2 separate regions of the Homo sapiens genome follow, and region 1 is linked to region 2. The links are chromatin contacts, found by POLR2A ChIA-PET in ENCODE. All regions are on one chromosome and are shown on one strand. The core of a region is the stretch at or near the end of the contact, and the rest is flanking DNA. Distances in the headings are between cores, read along the strand shown.

Evidence for each region. ChIA-PET counts read pairs that join two places held with the same protein, here RNA polymerase II (POLR2A).
Region 1: POLR2A ChIA-PET joins it to region 2 with 21 read pairs in activated CD4-positive, alpha-beta T cell. The contact joins two enhancer-like sites. POLR2A ChIA-PET finds 5 or more read pairs at or near these places in 3 of 52 experiments (H1, WTC11 and activated CD4-positive, alpha-beta T cell).

The regions. Positions count from the first base shown.
Region 1 is chr9:6,543,279-6,549,537 of GRCh38, forward strand. The region is part of intron 21 of GLDC (glycine decarboxylase); the gene reads right to left. Among named protein-coding and RNA genes, the nearest start is that of GLDC, 99 kb to the right of the region's middle. Within about 2 kb of position 1,878, at least 2 of the 41 ENCODE cell types and tissues checked have a DNase peak (open chromatin) inside an H3K27ac peak, as active enhancers do.
Region 2 is chr9:6,434,858-6,441,365 of GRCh38, forward strand. The region is part of intron 3 of UHRF2 (ubiquitin like with PHD and ring finger domains 2); the gene reads left to right. Among named protein-coding and RNA genes, the nearest start is that of UHRF2, 25 kb to the left of the region's middle. Within about 2 kb of position 4,639, at least 2 of the 41 ENCODE cell types and tissues checked have a DNase peak (open chromatin) inside an H3K27ac peak, as active enhancers do.

The DNA.
Region 1 (6,259 bases), core at 628-3,127, 110 kb after region 2:
AAAACAAAATGCCCTGATTGTGACAATGATTGGAGGACGAAGGCTAATGGAAGCTCACTGCTCGGAATGACACCAGACAGCAGGGAGGGGAGGAGGGGAGAGACACAGTGGGGGAGGAGGCACTCTTGCTGGCAGCGCAAGAGGAGAGTCTTCCAAGCAGAGGTTCAGTAATAGCTGAAAGGCACCGTCAAGCCAAGCCCAACACAGCACTGCTAATACTACAGTGCCATCTGAAGAGGTCCCCACCATAGCCAAGAGGTTTAGGAAGAGCTCCATTTTCTAAATGAGGTTCAGATGTTATTTTCTAAATCCATACTCTATTGCGTTCAAATAGAAACTGCGGTGGAATTCCAGCATCTCTCTCCATCTCTATGTGAGCCCTGAAAGGGATGAAATTTCAACTTGGTGGCTGTCAGAAGCCAGATCCTAAGATGTTCTTTGCAGCTTTTAGGACACACAAACCTGCTATAGGGCAATGTTGGGGCGATATCAAGTGGAAACTGAATAAACCACTCAGCACCAACTTTTCGTGTTAACAGAGTAGGTGTTTCTGCTGGACCTAACAGTGACTACAGCTGAGAAGGTACCACGTGAAAGGGGCAAGGAGGACAGGAGGGGGGGGGATGAAGGAAAAGCAAGGTAAACGTTGGGTGGCTATCTAAGTGGGAACCACCGCCCCCATATGTTGATTGTCTTCTGAGGGTAAGAACAATATGGGAGTGTGCTGTGAAAAAATAGGGCTGCTCAAAACCCTCCTTGAGAGAAGGGACCAGACCTTACTTATCCCCCATCCTCAAGGCGGCTGCTGAGGAATAAATGAACTCACTGGGTAACTACTCTGGAAAGCTCTGCTGGGCAATCAATGCTTGGTCAAGCCTTTTAGCTGAAATCCACAGAACATGACTAACAGAATCAAACCTCCCGGCTGTTTCCCTGTAGTTCAAGCGAGAATGAGGTTTCCCCGAGAATGAGGTCAGGTAAGCGGGACTGAGCAGGGTCACTTGTGAGCCAAGGATGTGAGGGCCCAGCCCCTGAGGCCCCTGCCCACCCATACAGCAAGGGCCACCTGGAAACCTCCGCAGGGACAGGTATTTGCAGGCAAAGTCGCTGTTTGTCTGATGGAAAAACAAAAAAAAAGGCAGAAGACCTGAGGTCAAGATTTCAAGATAAGCCTAGCCAACATGGCGAAACCTCGTCTATACTGAAAATACAAAAATCAGCCGAGTGCAGTGGCGGGCACCTGTAATCATAGTGGGAGGCTGAGGCAGGAGAATTGCTTGAGCCGGGGAGGCGGGGGTTGCAGTGAGCCGAGATTGCACCACTGGACTCTAGCCTGGGTGACAGAGCAAGACTCTGTCTCAAAAAAAAAAAAAAAAAAAATGGATAGGCATATAAGAAATTAAAACATAAAGAAAACGTTGGGATACTAACAAAGTCATCTCCTCCTACTAATGGGAACTCCATTCAGATCAAACCTTTGCCTCCTATAAAAGTAGACAGCTGTGGATTTTTGCAATTCTTCCTTTAAAATGTATCAACTTGCCGGGGCAATGGCTCACACCTGTAATCCCAGCACTTTGGGAGGCCAAGGTGGGTGGATCACCTGAGGTCGGTAGTTTGAGACCAGCCTGACCAACAAGGAGAAACACTGTCTCTACTAAAAATACAAAGTTAGCCAGGCATGGTGGTGCATGCCTGTAATCCCAGCTACTCAGGAGGCTGAGGTGGGAGAATCGCTTGAACCCGGGAGGCAGAGGTTGAGGTGAGCTGAGATTGCGCCATTGCAATCCAGTCTGGGTAACAAGAGCGAAACTCTGTCTCAAAAAAAAGAAAAAAAAAAAAGTATCATCTTACCTGAGGTAATTCCTTTCTTTCCTCATTCTAGCAGAATACAGTCATGCATCACTTAATGAAGGGAATACGTTCTGAGAAGTGCATTGTGAGATGACTTTGTCATTGTGCAAACAGCATGGTGTACTTACATAAACTAGTTGGTAAAGTCTACTATATATACCTAGGCTACATGGTACAGCCTCTTGCTCCTACTGTACTGAATACTGTAGGCAATTGTAACACAATGGTCCGAATCTGTGTATCTTAACATATCTCAACATAGAAAAGACAGAGCAAAAATACGACATAAAACATAAAAAATGGTACATCTGTGTAGGGCACTTACCATGAATGGAGCTTGCAGGGCTGAAGTTGCTCTGGATGAGTCAGTGAGTGAGTGGTGAGTGAACGGGAAGGTCTAGGACATTCCTGTATACTACCATAGACTTTGTGAACGCTGTACACTTAGGCTATATTAATTTATTTAAAAAAACTTTTTTCTTCAATAATAAATTAACCTTAGCTTACTGTAACTTTTTTTATTTTTGAGACAGAGTCTCAATCTGTTGCCCAGGCTGGAGTGCAGTGGCGCAATCTCGGCTCACTGCAGCCTCCTATTCCTGGGTTCAAGCGATTATTATGCCTCAGCCTCCCGAGTAGCTGGGATTACAGATGTCCACCACCATGCCTGGCTAATTTTTGTATTTTTAGTAGAGACGGGGTTTCACCATGTTGGCCTGGCTGGTCTCGAACTCCTGAGTTCAAGTGATCTGCCCGCCTCAGCCTTCCAAAGTGCTGGGATTATAGGCGTGAGCCACCATGCCCAGCGTACTGTAACTTTTTTACTTTATAAACTAAATTTTTTAAACCTTTCTGACTCTTTTGTAATAACACTTTAAACACAAATACATTGTACAGCTGTACAAAAATATTTTCTTTTTCAATGTCCTTATTCTATATGCTTTCTTCTATATTTAATTTCTTTTTACTTTTTAAACTTTTTTGTTAAAAACTAAGACACAAACACACACCTTTGTCTAGGCCTACAGATTCAGGATGCTCAATATCATTGTCTTCCACCTCCTCATCTTTTTTTTTTGAGACAGTGTCTCACTCTGTCACCCAGGCTGGAGTGCAGTGGCACCATTACAACTCACTGCAGCCTCAACTTCCCAGGCTCAAGCAATCCTCCTGCCTCAACCTTCCAAGTAGCTGGGACTACAGGTGTGCACCACCATGGTGGTTAATTTTTTCTTTTTTTTTTTTTTTGGAAGAGACAGGTCTCATGATATTTCCCAGGCTGGTCTCAGACTCCTGGGCTCAAGCAACCCTCCCGGCTTGGCCTCCCAAACTGCTGGGATTGCAGGCATGAGCCACAGCACCTAGCCCCACCTCCGACATCTTGTCCTCTGGAAGGTGTTCAGGGACAGTAACACACACGGAGCTGCTATCTCCTGTGATGACAATGCCTTCTTCTGGAATACCTCCTGAAGGACCGCCCTGAAGCTGTTTTACAGTTAACATTTTTTTTTTACAGTAGAAGGAATACACTCTAAAATAATGATGGGGGCCAGACGCAGTGGCTCACGCCTGTAATCCCAGCATTTGGGGAGGCCAAGGTGGGAGGATCACCTGAGGTCAGGAGTTTGAGACCAGCCCGGGCAACAGGATGAAACCCTGTCTCTACTAAAAATACAAAAATCAGCCAAGCGTGGTGATGAACACCTGTAGTCCCAGCTACTGGGGAAGCTGAGGCAGGAGAATCGCTTGAACCTGGGAGGCGGAGGTTGCAGTGAGCCAACATCACACCACTGCACTCCCACCTGGGTGACCAAGCGAGACTCTGTCTCAAAAATAATAATAATAATAATAATAATGATAAGAAGCATTATGTAGTGAATACATAAACCAGCAGCATAGTCTTTATCATTATTATTAGGTACTATATATTAAATGTAAGTGTCATACTTTTAGACAACCCGCCTCAGCCTTCCAAAGTGCTTGGATTACAGGTGTGAACCAACACACCCGGCTGCTACTAAATAAAATTAAACGTGAGGAAGTTTAAAATATGAACAAATAAGCAATTAGGGAAAAAACCAATAGGATGCAGTTATATGTCTTTTTAAGATATGGAAACAACATGATTTTAAGCTGTGAAATCAGAGAGTCAGCTGTGAAGGAGAAGGAAGTAGACAGAACAGATGGGGGAACACAGTTACCCTGGATGGACAAGGCTGGCACTAAGAACTAGGGAAACATTGAGCGCATTGGCTACATATACTAAAACAATAAGGTCATTTTCACCTATCAAATTGGCCATGATATATTGTTTACTTGTTCTTCTGTCTAGTTCTCAGTCCTCACTAGGCCCCTGTGTGATGGCCACTCTCATATGTTATCACTGTGAGATAAATTGGCACAAAGTCTCTGGGAAAAAAATTGAAGCCATACATGTCAAAAGCTTCAGTGCATTTATATCCTCTGAGATAATAATTTTTTCTATGACTCTCTCCTAAGGAAATTATCAGGCAAAATTCTTTAAAATTTCAAGCAAAGGATACTCACGGCCACATTGTAATAAATGCAAACAAAGGGAAGAAAAACTATACAATTGGTTAAATCATGGCACATCTACACAATGGAATTGACAGTGCCACTTTCAAAGAATATTTAGTGACAGGGGAAAATGCTCATAATATACATTTAAAAAATAGGCTAAAAACTGTATTTGTAGGCCAGGTGCAGTGGCTCACACCCATAACCCCAGCATTTTGGGAGGCCGAGGTGGGAGGATCACTAGAGCAGAGGAGTTCAAGACCAACCTGGGCAACAGAGCAAGACCCCGTCTCTACAAAAAATATATATATAAATAAATTAGCCAGGTGTGGCGGGTGTATGCCTGTGTTCCCAGCTACTTGGGAGGATGAGTTAGGAGGATGACTTGAGCCCAGGAGCTGAAGATTGCAATGAGCTGCCATGGCACCACTGCACTTCAGCCTGGACAACAAACTAATAAAACTATCTGTAGTATGATCAATTGTACAAACAAAGAGGAGAAGAAATACAGAAAATATTAGTAATGGCTATAACTGATTGATGGAACCATGGACCATTTACATTTTCTTTGTCATGCTTTATTATTTTCCAAAATGTCCGTGTTGAGCATATATACATTATTTATGTAATCTGATGAAATAAATATTGAAGCTATTCCTTAAAGCCAATACACAAGCAGGATACATTTCACAGAGCAGGAGCTAAGCTAGATTTGAATTAATCAGAAGCTCTTGTCACTTCTTTAGTACCCACTTCACAGAAGCATTTTATTGTGCTGCTTAGAGACATGTTGCCCACAACTGTGTTTTCTGCTCTCTGGGGAGCATTTTAACCAGCACTTCTGGTTATTTGGTCCTATTCTTTTTCAAACTGTGGAACCACCCCTTTGGATACTGATTTATAAGGTAAGACCAGCCATTAAATTAAAGATCACAGCTATAGAGCTACATTCCACCTGGACCAGAGAAACCAAGATCCCATAAGCGCTTTGTTGCTGTTGCCCAGGTGCAGGCGGGTGGGCTGGTTCCTGACGTCTGTCTCTCTGATCTAAGCTCCAGGTCCTGGTCTCTGTCCTGCTCTTACTCTGGGCCCATAGCAAGGACTTGTACCTGGTTCTCAGTTCCAGCCTTTCCCTTCCAGGGTGACTTTGTTCCCCCATCTGTTTTTCTCTCAAAGGTATCTTTGCTCTCCCTTCTCACAGCTTAAAATCATGTTGTTTTCATAGTTAAAAAGAAAATATAACTACATCCTACTGAAGCAGCCCCCTCCTCCTTCACTACCTGCAAACATGGAATCCTTTTCCCCTCTCCTTCCCGACCTCCATCCACATCTCAGCCCATTTTAAACACCCAGCGTCTGCCTCACCATTGTGCCCAAACTACTTTCAAAGGCTACCAAAGGCTTCCTAATTGTTATAGACAAAGGTTCCTTTTAAGACTCATAATTTAAAATCAGATGTCAATCATACCTCAGTAAAAGCAGAAAAAATCTAAATAAACTTAAGTAAGATTAAATCAGCCACCCGCTCTTTACAGTGTCTCTCCTTATTATGCGTCATCACGTGCATTTGTCTGTTGACTGCCAGAGAAACAAAGCAGGCGCAGCCTCCACTCTCTCCTGGACCCTGGAGTCAGATGGACAGAGCCAGACAATACCAAGTGGGAGAGCAGCTGCTCCGGGGTGGGGTCGGGGGTGGGCAAGAGGAGGGAGTGGAGGCTGCAGGGAGGAGGTGGAGCCACACGGCAGCAGGAGGGCCAGGCAGGGGTGTTGAGGGAGAGGCACTGTGCCAAGCACTGCCAGGGTTCTAAAGCTGCCTCAGGTGTGGAGTGCCCCTCACCAGGCACCCAACTTCTCCCTCCCTCTTAAT
Region 2 (6,508 bases), core at 3,389-5,888:
TCCCACTTTGTTGCACATACTGGAGTACAGCAATGTGATCCTGGCTCGCTGCAATCTCCGCCTCCTGGGCTCAAGCGATCTTCCCACCTTAGCCTCCCAAGTAGCTGAGAATATAGGCATATGTATTACCATGTTTGGCTAGTTTTTTTTTTTTTTAATTTTAGTTTTGAGACAGATTCTCACTCTGTCACTCAGGCTGGGAGTACAGTGATGCAACCTCCACCTCCCCAGGTTCAAGCTAGTCTCCTGCCTCAGCCTCCCGAGTAGCTAGCATTAGAGGCGCGCACCACCACGCCTGGCTAATTTTTGTATTTTTACTAGATATGGGGTTTCACCATGTTGGCCAGGCTGGTCGCAAACTCCTGATCTCAGGTGATCTGCCCGCCTCAGCCTTCCAAAGTGCTGGGATTACAGGCGTAAGCCACCACACCTGGCCGGCTAATTTTTTTGTAGAGATGTGGTCTCACTATATTGTCCAGGCTGGTGTTGAACTCCTGGGCTCAAGTGATCCTCCCACCTCAGCCTTCCTGAGTGCTGGGATTAAAGGCGTGAGCCACTGTGCCCAGTGCAAAATTTTTTTTAAACAGCTTTTTATTGAGATAGTTCACATACAGTTTACCTGTTTAAAGAGTATAATTCGTTGTTTTTGACGTACTACCACAAACTAATTTTAGAACAACCCCCCAAAAAGAAATCTCATACTGATTATCAGTCACTCCCCAGTCCCACTTCCCCAAGATAATAGGATTTATTTATTTATTTATTTAGAGACAGAGTCTTGCTCTGTCACCCAGGCTGGAGTTCAGTGGTGCGATCTTGGCTCACTGCAACCTCTGCCTTTCAGGTTGAAGCGATTCTGCTACCTCAGCCTCCTGAGTAGCTGGGGGCTACAGGTGCTTGGTACCACACCAGGCTAATTCTTCTATTTTTTAGTAGAGACAGGGTTTCACTATGTTGGCCACGGTGGTCTCGAACTCCTGACCTCAAGTGATCCACCCACCTTGGCCTCCCAAAATGCTGGGATTACAGGCCTGAGCCACCACGACCGGCCCAAAATAGGTTTTAAACTGTTAGGATGGAAGTGGTATTAAGAACTTGTCTTGAGGGTTTAGATTCTGACAGTAAACTATTGTCTTTATCCATTTAAAAAATTGTAGTACGAAAGTTACTGTTGGGACAGATTTAGTATATTAAACACACTAAATGACCTTAAGTCACTAATCAAGTAATACATTAATATGTATGGAAAATATTATGCTACCAAATTCTTAACAAGTACGAGTTAGAAATCCTAGAACGCTTATTATTTTTCATACCACAAAACAGTATAACAACACTTCAGTATTCAGATTTCCAGGATATCTGGAAATGAATCAAAAGTAGATCCCTTTAATCTTTACTTTTCTGGTACTTATTGTGGTTGTGGCTAAGCGGCCAACACTGCTTACTTGACATGATAGATGGTAATAGTACCAACGATTATCTGAGTATTTAGATCTGAGATTGGCCAGAACTGAACTGAGGCTGGGGTAGAAAGGGGTTGAAGTTGGTGTATTAATAGTAAGTGGTCTCTGGGTTTATAAATGCTGTGTCAAAACAGGTAAATAAGTAGAATGTTTTAAGTTCTTGAGATTTGTTGTGGAAAGGGGAGAAACAATTAGGAAAACTACTACCTTGAATCTGATTCTGGCCAATAAGAGTTATTGTTTGGCAAATAATATTATGCAGAATGGCACAACATAGACATAGAATAAGGAACTTTAAATAGTGAACTAAGGCTTATTAAATTTTACAGTTTTAGGGGCTCTTAAAGTTGCTTTTGAAGTAAGACTATCCAATGGATAGGACCTACCCTTCAGTTTGGTGTATCTTAGAGCACAAAACACAGTACCTTAGCATATATTTGGCAACTTTTTTTGTCAGTTAGAATGAATGTTAAGTAAAGGGGAATCTAAATCCAACATGTGTGAAAAGACTAAAATTACCTGCCCTAAATAATTTTACGTGATGGAATTAAATGTTTCAATGCTGGCAACTTAAAGATACGATAGCTGAACTTTCTTTGAAAAATGAAAGATAACAGAAGCTTAGTAACAGGTAAATGTCACCTCTTTAAAAAGAGGAAAGGACTATATAAAATATGAGATGTATAACATAAATAAGCTCCTGGATAAAAGAATCATTATGAGCCCGATATGGTTGTGATACAAAGCATGTTAAAGTTTCATTCTTTGTGATCATTAGAAAAATGAATTATAAAATATAATGAAGTACATGTTGATTTCAGTAAGTCATCAAACAAGTTCTTCTTTGAATGGAGGATGCATTGAAGAAAGCTGGTATAGCCTAACAGTAGTAATAAGCAGATTTTTTATTTTATTATTATTATTTTTTAGACAGAGTCTCGTTCTGTTGCTCAGTCTGGAGTGCAGTGGCACGATCTCGGCTCGCTGCAACCTCTGCCTTGCAGGTTCAAGCGATTCTCCTGCCTCAGCCTCATGAGTACCTGGGATGACAGGTGCCTGCCACCACGCCTGGCTAACTTTTGTATCTTTAGTAGATACGGGGTTTCACCGTGTTGGTCAGGCTGGTCTTGAACTCTGGACCTCAGGTGATCCACCTACCTCAACCTCCCAAAGTGCTGGGATTACAGGTATGAGTCACTGCACCTGGCCAGATTTTTTTATTGAGTAGTAAGCTCCAAGTGAGTCGATAGAATGTGGTTGTCATATAGTTATGCTGTAAATCTGTTTTGCTTTATTTTATTTATTTATTTTTGAGACAGAGTCTTGCACTGTGGCCCAGGCTGGAGTGCAGTGGTGCGATCTCAGGTCACTGCAACCTCCACTTCCTGGTTTCAAGTAATTCTCGTGCCTCAGCCTCCCAAGAAGCTAGGATTATAGGCATGCACCACCACACCTGGCTAATGTTTGTATTTTTAGTTGAGACTGGGTTTCACCACGTTGGCCAAGGTGGTCTTGAATTCCTGATCTCAAACACCCACCTTAGCCTCCCAGAGTGCGAGATTACAGGTGTGAGCCACCGCACCCGGCTAGTTTCATTAGAAGTAAGATACCTAGTACAAACCAGATGATGCTGCTGTTGTACTGGACTGGCTATTCCCTACTAGGAATATTGTCCTCCAGCTCTCATGCCTTAAAAACAATACCATCAGGACCTGGTGCATGTTCAGAGTAGGACTCAAAATGTAAAACTACAGTGAAGAGTAGCCAAAAAAACTAAATACTTAGCTTGAAAGACCTGGATTATGATTGTTCCCATATTGTAAAAGCTCTTAGAAGAGATTTCTGTATAACACAGAAGGGAAGTTTCAGGATAACCTAAACTTCCTACCAGTCAAATATCTCTGAAGATGGAGAATGGTCTGCCTTGAGAAGTAGCCAGTAAACTAGCATTGGCCATTTTCAACCATAGATGGGAAGACTTATTGGAGATGATGCACTGCAAAGAGAATCTATGAAGTTAGTAATTGTATTAGATGACCTGTAATGACAGCATGTCATTTTTACCTCTAAGCCAGTGTCTCTCAAAGTCACATTTTTGTACTTTAACTAAATAGGCTTTAAGTGCTTATAGGTTACCATCCCATTGCATTTATGGCTTTATGGTATTTCTCTCAAAGAACTACTTTTTCATTTTTCTCCTAGAGTGATAAGCATTATTTGGCAAACCTGTGCACAATTGTGTCTGCAAACCTCTTGAGTGTAGCAGTGTAGTTTGAACAAGCTGTCATTTAGCAAAAGCAGGGAGATGTATTGTACATGAGATGAAAGAAACCTGCCTCTGGAATTATTCTGGGGTATGCAATGTTTGTCAGTTAAAATGGAGCTGTTTAAAAGCTGTTTTTTATAGTAATCTACGTATCTAATAGATTACTAGACCAGATTATCAGTCTTTGAAATGAAGCTTCATTAAAACAGAATTCGTTGCTGAATTAGGCCAAGATAAATAGCTATTCTCTTGCATTTTCAACTTCTACTCCAGTCAGAGCAGAGTTAAAAACAATCTTTAGTCTATGAGGAATGATAGCCATTATAGATTTATGATGTTTCTTCTTAGGTAGAGGAGTTTCAAACACCAAACCAAAAAAATTTAAGATATAGTAGAAGATGTAATTCTAAAATATAACTGAAATAATTTGTTTCCTAATTTATCTCCACTATTCCTTCAAAAATTACAGATACAAACACTAAGTTTATGAAAAACAGGTTATGTTAAGAGATTTGAAATGTTTTAAAATTTGAGTTTTACTAGTTGCTTGTAAATGGTCCTTTTCTATAGATTTCTTGGTGAACATAGGCTGAATTGTTTTTTGTTTGTTTCTTTGAGACAGCCCTGCTCTATGGCTTGGGCTGGAGTGCCGTGGTGTGATCTTGACTCACTGCAACTTCTGTCTCCCGGGTTCAAACGATTCTCCTGTCTCAGCCTCCTGAGACACAGATGTGCACCACCACGCCCGGCTAATTTTTGTGTTTAGTAGAGATGGAGTTTCGCCATGTTGGCCAGGTTGGTCTTGAACTCCTGACCTCAAGCCTCAGTTTTGGGATTACAGGCGTGAGCCTTCTTGAATTGTTGAAGGTTTCTTGTGAATATTCGATTGTCAGCCTTAAGGCCTACGTTAAGCTGTCAACTTTGTGGTTCACACCTTTATGCAGATAGTGCAAAGCAAACATTGGGTTCACATCATGTACAAAGTAGATAGATATTTATAAGTTTTTTTTCTGGATTGCTGTTCTATGTCACTTATCTGTCCTTAACCTTGTTTTAGTAGAACTCAACCTAATCAGTACTCAGGGAGAACTTTGACAGCAGAATTATTAAATTTAAACTCTAGAGATTTAGATTTCAAGGAATTCTTAAGTCATTTTTAAAACCACTCCTTTAGTGGGCACATACAACTTGGCTGTGAGAACTACCTCCCCTTACCCAAACCCTGGTTACTGGAGAGAGACTATACTTGAATGAAAACTCTTGTTTCTAGTGGTATTTTGAACAGAAAAGGGAGGAGGACTTAAGCAAAATGTTAAGGTAATAGAGGCAATTATAAATCATTAAGTGGTTAATGTAAAAGAAAAAAGGGAGAAAACATCAAATTTTCTTGTTTCATTTTAGTAAGTGTGTACTGTTCAGTTGTATATCTTCCTCAATGTTCTGTATTCCCATCAATTATCCTTTCTGTAGTTAAGATATTAAAAGTTAAGATTAACATTTTTAAGGGCCCTAAACATCTAAATTCACAAAACTGACAGCAGTCTTGCAAGTAGAGACCCTGAAGCTATTGTTGAAGAGTCAGGATGTTGACTGAGGGAAGTAGTGGTCTTGAAGGGCAGTCATTTCATTAGTGTTTTTAATAATATCTGTGGCATAGCTTATGATATTTTAGAGAATGTTGTCTTATGTGCCGGACTCTGAGCATAACTTCTTACACAGATGCTATGTAATATTTAGCATGATTATAATGTTAGCTACATTAAATCTCATATGAGGAAACCAAGGATTAATTATATAATTAGCCAAGGGTCACATCTATTAAACTGTCTGACTCAAGAGCCCAAGAGTTAACCAATATGCAGTATTGTGATTCAGCACAGACATGGTACATATAATTGATAATAGCCAACTTTTCTATGTTGCTGTCAGAGGTCAACATTTTATATAAATATTTAATTGCAAGTATGAGCTGAAGACTTGCTTTAGACTTTGCCTGGGATTTAAAGCAAAAAGCACACACGCAACTTCTATTGAGCTAAACCGTAGGTATGTCAACAACTTAGGGTATCCTGCCAAATTTTATCTGTACTCATCATTTGGCTGCGAAAATCTTTATCCTGCTTTTGTATATAAAAAGCATCTGCTTTCAGTGGATTTTATTTAGATTAATTTTAGTTACTTAGACTAGTGTTCCTCAACCCTGGCTACACATTGTCTAGGAAGTTTTCAAAATAATCGGTGCATGAGACCTCTCCGCATAGAATTTCTAGTATAATCCTTCTGAGGGAGCCCCCTTCCCTCTCCCTGGCATTGATGTCTTCAAAAGTTGTAATGATTCTAATCATTCCCTGTGATTCTATTTCATTCCCTGTGATTCCCTGTGATAATAATTCCCTATGATTCTAATGTCTAGCCATGGTTGAGAACCACTGCCTTAGTTCATTGATTCTCAAAATAATGGTCCTTGGCCAGGAGCATCAGCACCACGTGTTAGAAATGCAAATTCTTGGCCTGTGCAGTGGCTCATACCTGTAAACCTAGCACTTTGGGAGGCCAAGGCAGGTGGATCACTTGAGCCCAGGAGTTCGAGACCAGCCTAGGCAACATGGCAAAACCCAGTCTCTACAAAAAAAACTCAGCCACCTATGGTGGTGTGCACCTGTAGTCCCAGCTACTCGGGAGGCTGAAGTGGGAGGATGGCTTGAGCCCAGGAGGTGGAGGTTGCAGTGAGTGAAGATTGTGCCATTGTACTCCAGCTTGGGTGACACGGTGAAAA